Linked DNA regions of Homo sapiens: regions 1 and 2 are each linked to region 3. The links are chromatin contacts, found by Hi-C in ENCODE. All regions are on one chromosome and are shown on one strand. The core of a region is the stretch at or near the end of the contact, and the rest is flanking DNA. Distances in the headings are between cores, read along the strand shown.

Region 1 (3,838 bases), core at 951-3,450, 2.6 Mb after region 3:
TCTCAAAAAAAAAAAAAAAAAAAAAAAAAAACTTGTAAATTTGACATAATTTCAAATGTACAGAAAATCTACAAGAATAGTATGAAGAAACTCCCATGTGTTTACCCAAAATCACCAAACATACACACTTCTCACATTTGTTTTAGAATTCTCTGAGAGCAAGAGTGAGAGAAAGGTTCTAGAATACGTTGTTTTATCTGCAGGATCCAACTATTCTTGAAACCAAGATCTATTCCTGAAGGGGTGGGTTGCCCCTCCACGCCTGTGGGCATTTCTCGTCAGGTGGAACGAGAGGCTTGGAAAAGAAAGAGACACAGAGACAAATTGTAGAGAAAGAAAAATGGGCCCAGGGGACCGGCGTTCAGCATACGGAGGACCCGTGCCCGCACCGGCCTCTAAGTTCCCTTAGTATTTATTGATCATTAGCAGGCATTTCCCGGACAGGGGGATGTGCCAGGATAATAGGGTATAATAGTAGAGAGAAGGTCAGCAGGAAAACATGTGAACAAATGTCTCTGCATCATAAACATGGTAAAGAAAAAAGTGCTGTGCTTTTGATGTGCATATACATAAACATCTCAATGCCTTAAAGAGCAGTATTGCTGCCAGTATGTCCCACCTCCAGCCCTAAGGCGGTTTTCCCCTATCTCAGTAGATGGAATATACAATCGGGCTTTACACCGAGACATTCCATTGCCCAGGGACGAGCAGGAGACAGATGCCTTCCTCTTATCTCAACTGCACAGAGGTGTTCCTTCCTCTTTTACTAATCCTCCTGAGCACAGACCCTTTACAGGTGTCGGGCTGTGGAATGGTCAGGTCTTTCCCTTCCCACGAGGCCATATTTCAGACTATCACATGAGGAGAAACCTTGGACAATACCTGGCTTTCCTAGGAAGAGGTCCCTGCGGCCTTCTGCAGTGTATTGTGTCTCTGGGTACTTGAGATTAGGGAGTGGTGATGATTCTTAAGGCGCATGCTGCCTTCAAGCATTTGTTTAACAAAGCACATCCTGCACAGCCCTTAATCCATTTAACCCTCAGTTGACACAGCACAGGTCTCAGGAAGCACAGGGTTGGTGGTAGGGTTACAGATTAACAGCATCTCAAGGCAGAAGAATTTTTCTTAGCACAGAACAAAATGGAGTCTCTTATGTCTACTTCTTTCTACACAGACACAGTAACAATCTGATCTTTCTTTTCCCCATATATTCCCATACTCTTACATTTTTCTTTTTTTCATTAAAAAAAATTGTAGGCCGGGCGCGGTGGCTCACGCCTGTAATCCCAGCACTTTGGGAGGCGGAGGCGGGAGGATCCCTTGAGTCCGGGAGTTCGAGACCAGCCTGGACAGCATAGGGAGATTCCCCCACCTCTATAAACAAATTAAAAATTAGCTGGGTGTGGTAACGCGCGCCTGTATTCCCAACTACTTGGGAGGTCGAGGCTGCAGTGAACCGTGTTTGTGCAACTGCACTCCATCCAGCCTAGGTGACAGAGTGAGACCCTGTCAAAACATAAAGAAAAGGATGAAGGAAGGGAGGGAGGAAGGAAGGAAGGGAGGGAGGAAGGAAGGAAAGAAGGAAGGAAGGGAGGGAGGGAGGGAAGGGGAAGAAAGAGACAGAAAGAAGAGAAAGAAGAAAGAAAAGAAAGAACAGAAAAGAAAGAAAAAAGAATTCCTTTAATTTAGTGTATGGTGTTAAAACGCAACCAAACGCTCCATCCGGCGAAGAGAGAGAGAAAAGAAGAGAGGAAGGAAAGAAGGAAGGGAGGGAGGGAGGGAGGGAGAACACCTTCCTTTAATTCAGTGCATGGTGTTAAAATGCGACCAAACGCTCTATCCGGCTGCAATCTCCCCGCACGGGAGTGATTTATGCAGTAGCTGGAGGTTAGTCAGGACTCCAGGATGCACCGCAGACACCGAGGCGATGATCCTCGGACTCATTAATAGGGAGTCATTTGTGACTCAGGTGCGCTCTCTGCGTCTGCAAGTCACGTTCCCTTCGGCACGCCCATCTCGAGGATTCATCCTCTCCAACGGGTGACGAGCACCGCCTGCCGGCGGCCCGCCTCTCGGCCTCTTGGCCACGCCCCCCACCGGAGGGCAAGGCGCACGCTCCGCAATTTTTCTCCGCCCCCGTCTTCCGGCTTCTCGCGACATCCGCCCAGCGGCGGCCGGAATCTCGCGATAAAGGCTCATTGTCTCGCGGGAGCGCTGCTGGCGGTCGGGCGCTCGGGCGGCCCTGGCCGGGGAGACGAGTTGCATGTGTTGGTTCAGCTGGCGATAGCGGCGGGAGCGGAGCCGGCGGGGCCTGTGCGACCGCCTGGGTAACGACCCCAAGTGCTTCTCCCGCTCCCGAGAAGCTCGTAGAGAGTGTGGGGGAAGCTGAGATGCTGCCTGGCGGAAGGGGGCCGGGCCGGGCCTCTCCACACCCCCGCCCACAAGGGCCCCTTCTGGCGTCCCCGGGGTTGCTCCTTCGCCTCAGACCTGGTCGCCCTTGTCCCCTCAGTGCTCTTACATTCTGCGCTCGTTTTCTCTCCTCATCCTTCTTACGCTCTGGTTACCCCGCCCCCTCCCATGCCCTTTTTAGACTCCCCAGGCCCCTCTCATGGCGTTTAGTTGCCCCCACACCCTGCACCCCGGGCTTCTCCGATGACCCACCCCTTGTTCCTAGGCACTTCCAGCCTCTCTCCATTCGGCGCCTTTGTAGCCCTTCTCTCACTGCAGTTTGCATCCCTCCCAGATCACCCTCAGACCTTTTTGCTCCGTGTCTGCCGTGGGTACTCACCCCATCTTTCCTTCCCCATTGCTTCCTGTTTTTCTCTAGTGAGTCCCTCTGCCCCATCCTTCATGGTCCATTTGCTGCTTGCTTCCCTGTAGACCTGTGGAGCAAGGAGATGTTGTGCCTGGGATTGCTCATATTTTATGAATCGAATGCAGCTTGTATCCCCCACTCAACAACAGACTTGAAACAGCTTTGGGGTGGGGAGGTTTCTGTTGAGAGGAACACTGCTCTTCTGGGGTCTTGATTCTAAAATAGTGAGGGTGTGTTATTTTCCTTGCTTACAGGTTTGTGAAATGGCTGCTGACATTTCTGAATCCAGCGGGGCTGACTGCAAAGGAGACCCAAGGAACAGTGCCAAGTTAGATGCCGATTACCCACTTCGAGTCCTTTATTGTGGAGGCAAGTGTTGGTAGCCACAGAATGACTTTTACTCACTATACTTTTATGCATTGTAATAACAGTTTGACATTTGGTAAGCTTTCTTCCCCATCCTTTTCATTTGGTGAGTTTGTACTGGGGGAGAGGAGTCCTGGGGAGGAGGAGGCATGAATTAACAGAGTTTCCCCACCTGGGTGATTTGTGTCTGGCTACTCTGCCTGAAGAAGCTTACAGTCCATTTGTAACAGGATGTGCAACTAGGTTATTTCAGCCTGAAGGTCCTCAAGGTGTATGCTAGTCTAGCTGTCAAAGGAGGGCTTCTTGGAAGATTATGAGTTAAGGATGGCAAGGACTGGATGAGAAGGTGGGGAACGGCGTCCCAGACAAAGCGCACGACTATGTAAGAAAAAGCTTGATGGCTGTCTGTGAAGAAGTGAGCAGCTTTGAGTTTGTCTGGTGTATCGTATAGGGAGGGTGGCCCGTTAAGGAGTGGGAGAAGGTGAGGTTGGAGTGTTGGGTGGTAGGACAGTGAGGAAAGTCTTCTTGGTTTGAATCATGATATATGTATTAGGTTTAATCAAGATCTTTTTCACTTTCGAGTGTTTTTCTTCATTTTCAATATAGAAATATTTGTGAATTGTAAATGCTGTATGTATTCGCATCTTGGAAACTTTC
Region 2 (3,709 bases), core at 1,197-3,696, 2.1 Mb after region 3:
GACATACCAGGCATACTTCTGCTTCTAGGTCTTTGTCCTTCTGAGTTCCTTCTGCCTGGCAAGCTCCTCCCCGCACCAGATAGTATAATGGCTCTTTCAGAACATTCAGATCTCTACTTCGCCTTATCAGAGTAGCTTGACCACCTTTATCTAAAACAAAACTCCCTCCCAGAATTGCCTATTCACTTACCTCATTTGTTTTGTTTTGTTTTTGAGAAAAGGTCTTGCCCTGTCACCCAGGCTGGAGAGCAGTGGTGAGATCATAGCTCACTGCAGCCTCAAACTCCTGGGCTCAAGTGATCTTCCTGCCTCAGCCTCCTGAGTAGTTGCCACTAGAAGTGTGAGCCACCACACCCGGCTAAATTTTTCTGTTTTGTAGAGACAGAGTCTCCCTATGTTGACTAGGCTGGTCTCAAACTCCTGAGCTCAAGCCATCCTCCCACCTCAGCCTCCCAAAGCCCTGGGCATCAGCCACTGTGCCCGGCCCTGTTTTCTTCCCACCATTTATCACCAGCTGATATTTTATATTTTATCCTCTTTCATCTCCACAAAGCTTTTGTGAGAACAAGAATTTTTTGTTGTTCATTCTTACATTCTCAGTGTCTTGCACATAAAAGTTGCTCAATAAATTTCTGTTGAATCAAAGACTACTTTGTTGATAGACTGTAATATCCTCTTATTTCTCTCTACTCGCTTTATACAATTTGATGTGCTGTTCCTACCAAATGAGATAATCAAAATGAGAATATTAATATATCTGCTCAACTGTGAAAAGATGCCGGTACTGTGGGGGAAGGGATGGGAGCACTGGGAAAAACTATGGTAGCTTGTCTAATGCTTCACCGCCCACTTGAGACTTCAAGAGGACACGGTACACTAGATAAGAATCACTGCACACGACAGTACCTGTGCAATAGGAACCGCACACAGGGTTACTCCAAAGCCAATCGTCACAGTTTTGTGCCATGGTCTTATCAATTCTGAGAAACACCGCTTCTTAAAGTTAGCCACAACAGGAACACACAAACACTGTCTGTACCTGGAAGTAGAAGTCAGATTTCATAAGGCACGACCGCCAATCTGTAACAGGCTCTTGGATTTACTTGCAGGGGCTGTAAACTCAAACTCGAGCCAAGCAGGAACCTAAATGAGGATGCAGGACAGCTGAGGGGTTTTGAAATTTTCAACATACACCAAGTTTAAAATGTTGCCTCAGGCAGGGTGTTGGTGGCTCACGCCTGTAATCCTAGCACTTGGAAGGCCAAGGGCAAGGCGGGAGGATCACTTGAGCCCAGGAGTTCACGACCAGCCTGGGCAACATGGCTGGCAACATGACCCCGTGTCTATTAAAAAAAAATAAGTAAATAAAGGCCGAGGCGGGTGGATCACTTGAGGTCAGGAATTCGAAATCTGCCTGACCAACATGGTGAAACCCCATCTCTACTTAAAACACAAAAATTAGCCCGGAGTGGTGGCACGCTCCTGTAATCCCAGCTACTCGGGAGGCTGAGGCAGGAGAATCGCTTGAACCTGGGAGGCAGAGGTTGCAGTGAGCCGAGAGCGCCCCACTGCACTTCAGCCTGGGCAACAGAGCGAGACTGAGTCTCAAACAAAACAAAAAGAAAAAAAAAAATTAGCCGGGCGTGGTGGCGGGCGCCTGCAATCCCAGCTACTCGGGAGGCTGAGGCTGAGAATCGCTTGAAGCCGGGAGGCACAGGTTGCAGTGAGCTGAGATCTCGCCACTGCACTCCAGCCTGGGCGACAGAGGCAGATCTTGTCTCAAAAAAATTAAAATAAAATAAAATGTTGCCTTTAAACTTTTTAGAAACGGATGCCACAATAACCGCTCCTGCAGGCAGAATTTAGCTCTGGACCCCTGGCCTGGGTGCCAGTTGTGTGTGACGGTCCCGCTACAATCGCCCAGGAGCCTGCAGCGCTAGGTAGAGAGCCCTGCGCCAGCTCCCCCGGCCCCTTCTGCCCTCGGGAGGACGTCTTCAGACGCTCGTCTCCCTTCCCGGACTCCCCCCATGCCGTGTCCCTCCTCCTCTCCACGTCTCCTCAGGGACTTCGAGTGGCTGACGAGGGCTGGTCAGGAGGCGGAGCAGCCCCAAGAAGGCAGCCCGGGGTCTCGGGGACTCGTTTCTAGAAGATGGACGAACTGAAAAGGAAGCCGGGCTTGACCCAGGGGGCGGAGGCGGGGCTGTCCTCAGTCCTCCCGACCGGAGCGAGACGCCGCGACCCAGCTGGGCGGACGAGAGATGAGCGCGTAAGGAAGGCGGGCGCCGTGGGCCGGGCCACAGCGCTGTCCGCGTCGGTCCCTCCCTCTGGTCCTGTCCCCTCTACGCGGCCGCAGCGGTACCTGAAGAATGAAGTTACGCTGCGCGACAGCCAACTCTTCAGAGCCGCCATTGTGCAGCGCGCGGACGCCAGACGCACACGCCGGAAGTGACGCAGCTTCGTGAGCGCGGAGCGGGGCACGGCCTCCACCTGAGAGCGCCTCGCCCCATAGCCACGCCCCCACCCAAGGAAGCAGTCGGGATTGGGCAGGCAGGGGGAAAGGGGGCGAGGCTTAGGGCAAAGGCTGTAACGGCCGCGCAAGGCAACCAACCGCCGGAACTTCCGCGCGGGGCGGGGCATATGCAGGGCCTGAGGGCGCGGAGGTGGGTCCGGCGCGGAGCTGAGTCGGGCGCCGTGACGCTGGCGGGTGGGCGGGGACTCAGTTCGGGCCAGGGCTTGAAGGGAATTTCCTGGTGAGTTAGGGAGGCGGGGCCGGGCGGGAGGCGGGGCCGGGCGGGAGGCGGGGCCGGGCGCGGCGACGGCGCTGTCACTTCAGCACCAGGAAGTAAGTGGTCCAGCCGGCCAGCAGCAGCGCCCCGATGAGCACCGTGTAGCTGAGGAGCACGAAGGCGAGCAGCTCCCGCAGCAGCTGCAGCACGTGGACGGTGGACGAGGCCGGCATCGCGCTGCGCGGGAGCCCCAGGACGGTCGGCGGCCTGCCGGGCTGGCGCCGTCCCAGAGGGGCGGACGGGAACACACGAGGTCCTGGCCCTCGAAACAGCAAACGAAGGCCAGGAAGCCCACAGTGCCGACCTCCCCAACAGCCTCCTGGACGCTCGCTTCTCGGTTACACTGGAGAATCCTTCTCAACCCAAACTGCCCTCGTTCTTCGGCTCTGATCCGGGCTGAGGAGGCAGAAGCCCGGCTCTTCCCCGCGCCCCGCAGCTGCATGAGTTTTCCTCCCTGGCCCGCTCCTCCCACCACCTCCTGCATTTTTAATGCTGTGAGTGCCGCTAATGCGCTGGTGGAGTAAACCTTTCTTTTCCCGTCACTCAAGCTGCAGCCCCAGCTGCGGCCCTGGCTGGAAGGGGAAGGGGAGAGAGACCCATTTGGGCAGGAGGAAGGCACAGGCCCAAACCTGCTCTTCTGTGAGTCCCCTGGCCCCAAGGCTTGCCAGCAGCAGAGCTGGAGGATCTTTGCTTTGTGGTCCAGCATGCTTGCCTTCTGGCCAGCTGGGACTGCAGGGTGCCAGGTGGTGGGTGGGCATCAATCCGATCCTGGGCTCACCCCCGCCACCGTGCTCTGTGCATCTGCCCCAGCCCTGCTAACTTCCACCAGAGACGACATCAGACAGTAAGAACCCCACACCAGCTCATCAGACAGTAGGAACCCTACAACACCTCCAATGCTGCTTTGCCCAGCCACTCCCCAC
Region 3 (3,760 bases), core at 277-2,776:
GCCTCTGCCTCCAATCATAAGACATCCCTCCCCACACTCAGCTCAGGTCTGGTCTACAAACTGAGCATGCTCCCAAGACTCTTTCATGAACATCATATAACCCCAGCACCTCAGTTTCGCTCCCATAAACCTTCTGGGGCCTGCCTTCCTGACCTCTTGGTCACTCCATAAACCTGCTCACCTGCCACACTCCAAACAGCTCTAAAACCCTCCACCTTTTCCCAGAAACCAGTCTACCTTTTCGAAGGACACTTAATATTCATTAATTCCTTCTGCAAATATGTCTTAAGCATGTACTGGGTGCCAGGCACTGTTCTAGGCACTGGAGCTAGAGCAGTGATCAGAGCTAGGAGCCCTCAAGCAGTGTGTGTGTGTGGCCAAAGCACTTTTATAATTTTGGCTGTCCCATCCCCAGGACCCCTCTGTATATAGTAGTGTAACAGCAAACAGTGACAACTCACTATGTGCCAGGAGCTGTGAGCAACACTGCAGAATCTCACTTAATACTCACATCAACCCCATAAGGCAGATCCAACTATCATTCCATCTTACAGATGAGGAAACTGAACCACGCAGGGATATAATAATTCAGCAGGAATATGCCAGACCCTGTGCAAAGCCCTTTATCCGACTTACCTCATTTAAACCTCACGGCAATCCCATGAGGCAGGTTCTGAGAACGTCCTCATTTTAGATGGGAAGAAACTGACGCTTATAAAGGATACTGATGATAATGACAATAGTGAACATTTACTTCGAGCTTACTTTACCGGGTAGGGCGCTACGCACTTTTCCTACTTTATCCCATCGAATCCTCACACCACCCAGCAAGGCACATCCCCACTTCTCAGATGAGGGAACTGAGGCTCAGGACGGCGAAGCAACTTGCCCAAGGTCAGCGCGAGGCAGGTGGTAGTCCTGAGACTCGAACCCACGTCTCTCCAACTCCAGAGATCGCGCGACTTGACCAAGGTCACACGTGAGGCAGGAACAGGCGCGATGACTGGACCCGGCGCGCTTGGCCCCTCCGCCCCGCGCCCCAACCTCCCCTCGGCGCGGTCCGGAGCCCCTCGGCGCACCCCTGGGGCCCAGACCGCCGGGCTGCCCCGCCCGCCCGCCCCGCACGGGCCGGCACCTCCCCGCCCGCCTGCCGCCCCGAGGCCCCCGCGGGCCGCGCCCGGCAGGGCCCGCGCCGCCTCCGGCCGCTGCGGCCCTCACCGCTGTCGCCGATGATGAGCAGCTTGAAGAGGTGGTCGTAGTCCCGGGCCATGGCGGGCGGGGGCGGTGCGCGCGGGCGGGCGGGGTCGGTACTGGCCTCGCGATCCGCAGCTCCCTTCGGGCTGCTCCGGCAGCGGCGGATCCACTTCCCGAACAAACAGCCGGAACTGACAGAAACACCTCCCTCCGCTCCCCCTCCTCCTCCTCAGCAGCCGCCGCCGCTACCACCGCCTCCCTCCTTCCCGCCCCGCCCCACCACTGCGCAGGCGCAGCGTCTGGCACCGCCTTGCGCAGCCGCAGCCTGAGCCGGCCGCGCCCGGGTCGCGCACGCGCCCTGACGGAGTCCCAGCAAGCGCGGGCCCGTCTTCCTCGCGTCTCCTCGGGGAGCGTCGTCGCCGCCACCCTGGGCGCTGAGAGCTTGCGGAGCCGAGCCGCTGTCGAGTCCCAGCGGAAAGAAGCCCAAGGTGCCGGAGAAGCCCGGTCGTGGACGTTGTTGCTCCCTCATCTTCGAGACCCGCACGCCCTGCGGAGAGGAAATGACAGGCACGCCGCGACCGTGGGGCGGGGCTCGCACGAGCTCCGGGTTTCCAGAGGCAGGGGCCGGGGCCGTAGAAGGCAGAGTCGCGCGGGGAAGGCCCGGTACCCCGCCCCTTCCGCACCGACCCCTCCCCCGCGGAGCTGGCCCCGGCCCCGGGCCTGTGGAGTGGACGCCGAGGGCGGCGGGCGGCTTCCGAGTTGGACAGAACGGGAGCTGCCGGCGGGAGCAGAGCTGCGAGGAGGTGGCCTTTGAGGGCAGCGCGGGGTCGAAATCCCATCCCAGCGCTGTGACCTCTTGGAGCCCACATTGCCTCTTTGGTGGAGGGGAGGGAGTGGTCCAGCTCCGAGCCGAGCCTGGGAGCTGAATGACCCAGTGTGCAAGGCGCACCTCGGAGACCGAAAGCAACCGCTCCCCCGGCTTCAATTTCACACCACCTGCAGATACACGTCTCAGAATCTGCGGCTAGGAAGACCTGGGCCGCCAGAAGCTAAACGTGTGCATTTTGTCATCAGCCCCGGTTTCTCGTTTTAGAGTGAGTTCCCACCTGCCCTACCTAAACTGACCTGAAACGGAAAGTTGTATGCCCCCACGACCATCCTCACTGCAGAACTGCAGAGGGTTTTAAGCTCCTTATTACCTGTTTCTTATAATCCTGTCCCTTTCCAGGCGAGTATTTATCGGATAGTTCTACTTGTTTTATCAAACTTCCTTTTCTTTTGACTTTATAAAAAGCAATGCCGGGAGGCTGAGGCGGGAGAATCGCTTGAACCCGGGAGGCGGAGGTTGCAGTGAGCTGAGATCTCGCCATTGCACTCCATTCTGGGCAACAAGAGCGAAACTCCGTCTCAAAAAAAAAAAACAATGTTCGTCCTTAAAATTATGTGCAGAAGTTTACTGAAAAGTACAAGTTACTATTTTTCCTTCTGAAGCACTCCTCACAGGTAACCCCTGTTAGTTTCACAGGTAACCTTAAAATGCTTAACACATATTTGTTGAATGAATAAGTGCCCCCCAGTGAATTTCCTTTGCCTGTACAAACATATATGTACATACCTTGCTTTTTCTATTTAACAGTACACTTTTATCATTTAACATCTGCGTGGTATGGTACTCCATCCGATAACCATCGGATGTACTATTATTTAACCACTCCGCTATTAATAGACATTCATGCTGTTTATATTTTTTGGTTATAATAAACATTGTTGCAGGCGGGATCATTGAACAACACATGGAGTGTCTGACTCAAGCCTTGAGTTGTTTTTCCGGGAGCTGAGAATCAGTGTGGTGATATCGAAATAACATGAGCTTGGAATCTGAAGGTACTGGCTAGGGAGAAGAGCTGCTCATGTGCTCCCGATAGAAAGTCCCCCTTGGTCGGGAAGGTTAGGGCCATCCTCTGACTCAGCAGTTTTAGGAAATAGAGGGGGAGAAGGAAGGTATGTACCTTCCTTCCACCAGGGAGGCACGCCCAGCCCTAACCAGCCAGCGAGGCAGTAGGTCCTCCTAGCTCATCTTCACAACCTGGGCTGGTGTCGGGAAGACTTTCGTTCCAATGCTAGCTTTGGAATCCTGGCCTCCATCCCTTAAAAGCTTTGTGATCTTAGGTAAGTCACATCACACTATCTCAAAGCCCCCGTTTCCTCACAGAATGGTTGTTTTAGAGTTATGTTTGTAAATTACCTGGCACATGTAGGCATGTGACAGACTGTAACCAATGTTACTCAAGGTCATTTTGCACTGATTCATACTTTGAGCCATTTCCTACTGTAGACTCTAGCACACATTTTCAAGGCAGCTTCCTGATAATAAGGCTGTAGGATATTTTTGGGAAATAAATCCAAATTGGCCATTAAAACCAGATTCCTGACTTTGCCTGCATGTGTCATCTGGAAAGCAATCGGCATAAATTCCTTCATTTCTTTGGTAACTATTTAATGAGTGTTTATGTGCCACGGATTGCAGAGGTTATAAGAAGAGAGCCTTAGGCCGGGCGCTGTGGCT

The links. Hi-C counts contacts between places; a loop is a spot of excess contacts on that map. Pooled maps may share reads with other maps.
Region 1: a loop to region 3 is called in a pooled map, with 14 times the contacts of the local background. The contact joins the promoter of DENR here to the promoter of RAB35-AS1 in region 3. A Hi-C loop is called at or near these places in 4 of 50 pooled maps.
Region 2: a pooled map shows a loop between it and region 3 (9-fold over the local background). The contact joins the promoter of DIABLO here to the promoter of RAB35-AS1 in region 3. A Hi-C loop is called at or near these places in 7 of 50 pooled maps.

What each region holds. Positions count from the first base shown.
Region 1 is chr12:122,750,624-122,754,461 of GRCh38, forward strand. It overlaps DENR (density regulated re-initiation and release factor), which reads left to right and starts at 2,201. Exons shown (of 8, transcript NM_003677.5): 1 at 2,201-2,327; 2 at 3,070-3,184. The coding sequence starts at 3,079. RefSeq lists enhancers at 697-1,558, 2,650-2,709 and a silencer at 2,460-2,509.
Region 2 is chr12:122,223,606-122,227,314 of GRCh38, forward strand. It overlaps DIABLO (diablo IAP-binding mitochondrial protein), which reads right to left and starts at 2,447. Exons shown (of 6, transcript NM_001371333.1): 1 at 2,360-2,447; 2 at 907-1,039. The coding sequence starts at 2,409. It overlaps LOC128125816, which reads right to left and starts at 2,959. Exons shown (of 1, transcript NM_001414998.1): 1 at 2,825-2,959. The coding sequence starts at 2,959. The coding sequence ends at 2,825. LOC101593348 (a long non-coding RNA gene) reads left to right here and starts at 2,837. Exons shown (of 1, transcript NR_103497.1): 1 at 2,837-3,709. RefSeq lists enhancers at 849-1,754, 2,164-2,213, 2,224-2,463, 2,517-2,811, 2,761-3,592 and 1 more and a silencer at 2,754-2,893.
Region 3 is chr12:120,115,381-120,119,140 of GRCh38, forward strand. It overlaps RAB35-AS1 (RAB35 antisense RNA 1), which reads left to right and starts at 1,527. Exons shown (of 1, transcript NR_182302.1): 1 at 1,527-3,623. RAB35 (RAB35, member RAS oncogene family) reads right to left here and starts at 1,373. Exons shown (of 6, transcript NM_006861.7): 1 at 1,219-1,373. The coding sequence starts at 1,270. RefSeq lists enhancers at 564-1,356, 1,357-2,148, 2,941-3,732, 3,152-3,251, 3,282-3,351 and 1 more and silencers at 1,074-1,203, 1,304-1,613, 1,774-2,123, 2,214-2,273, 2,261-2,439.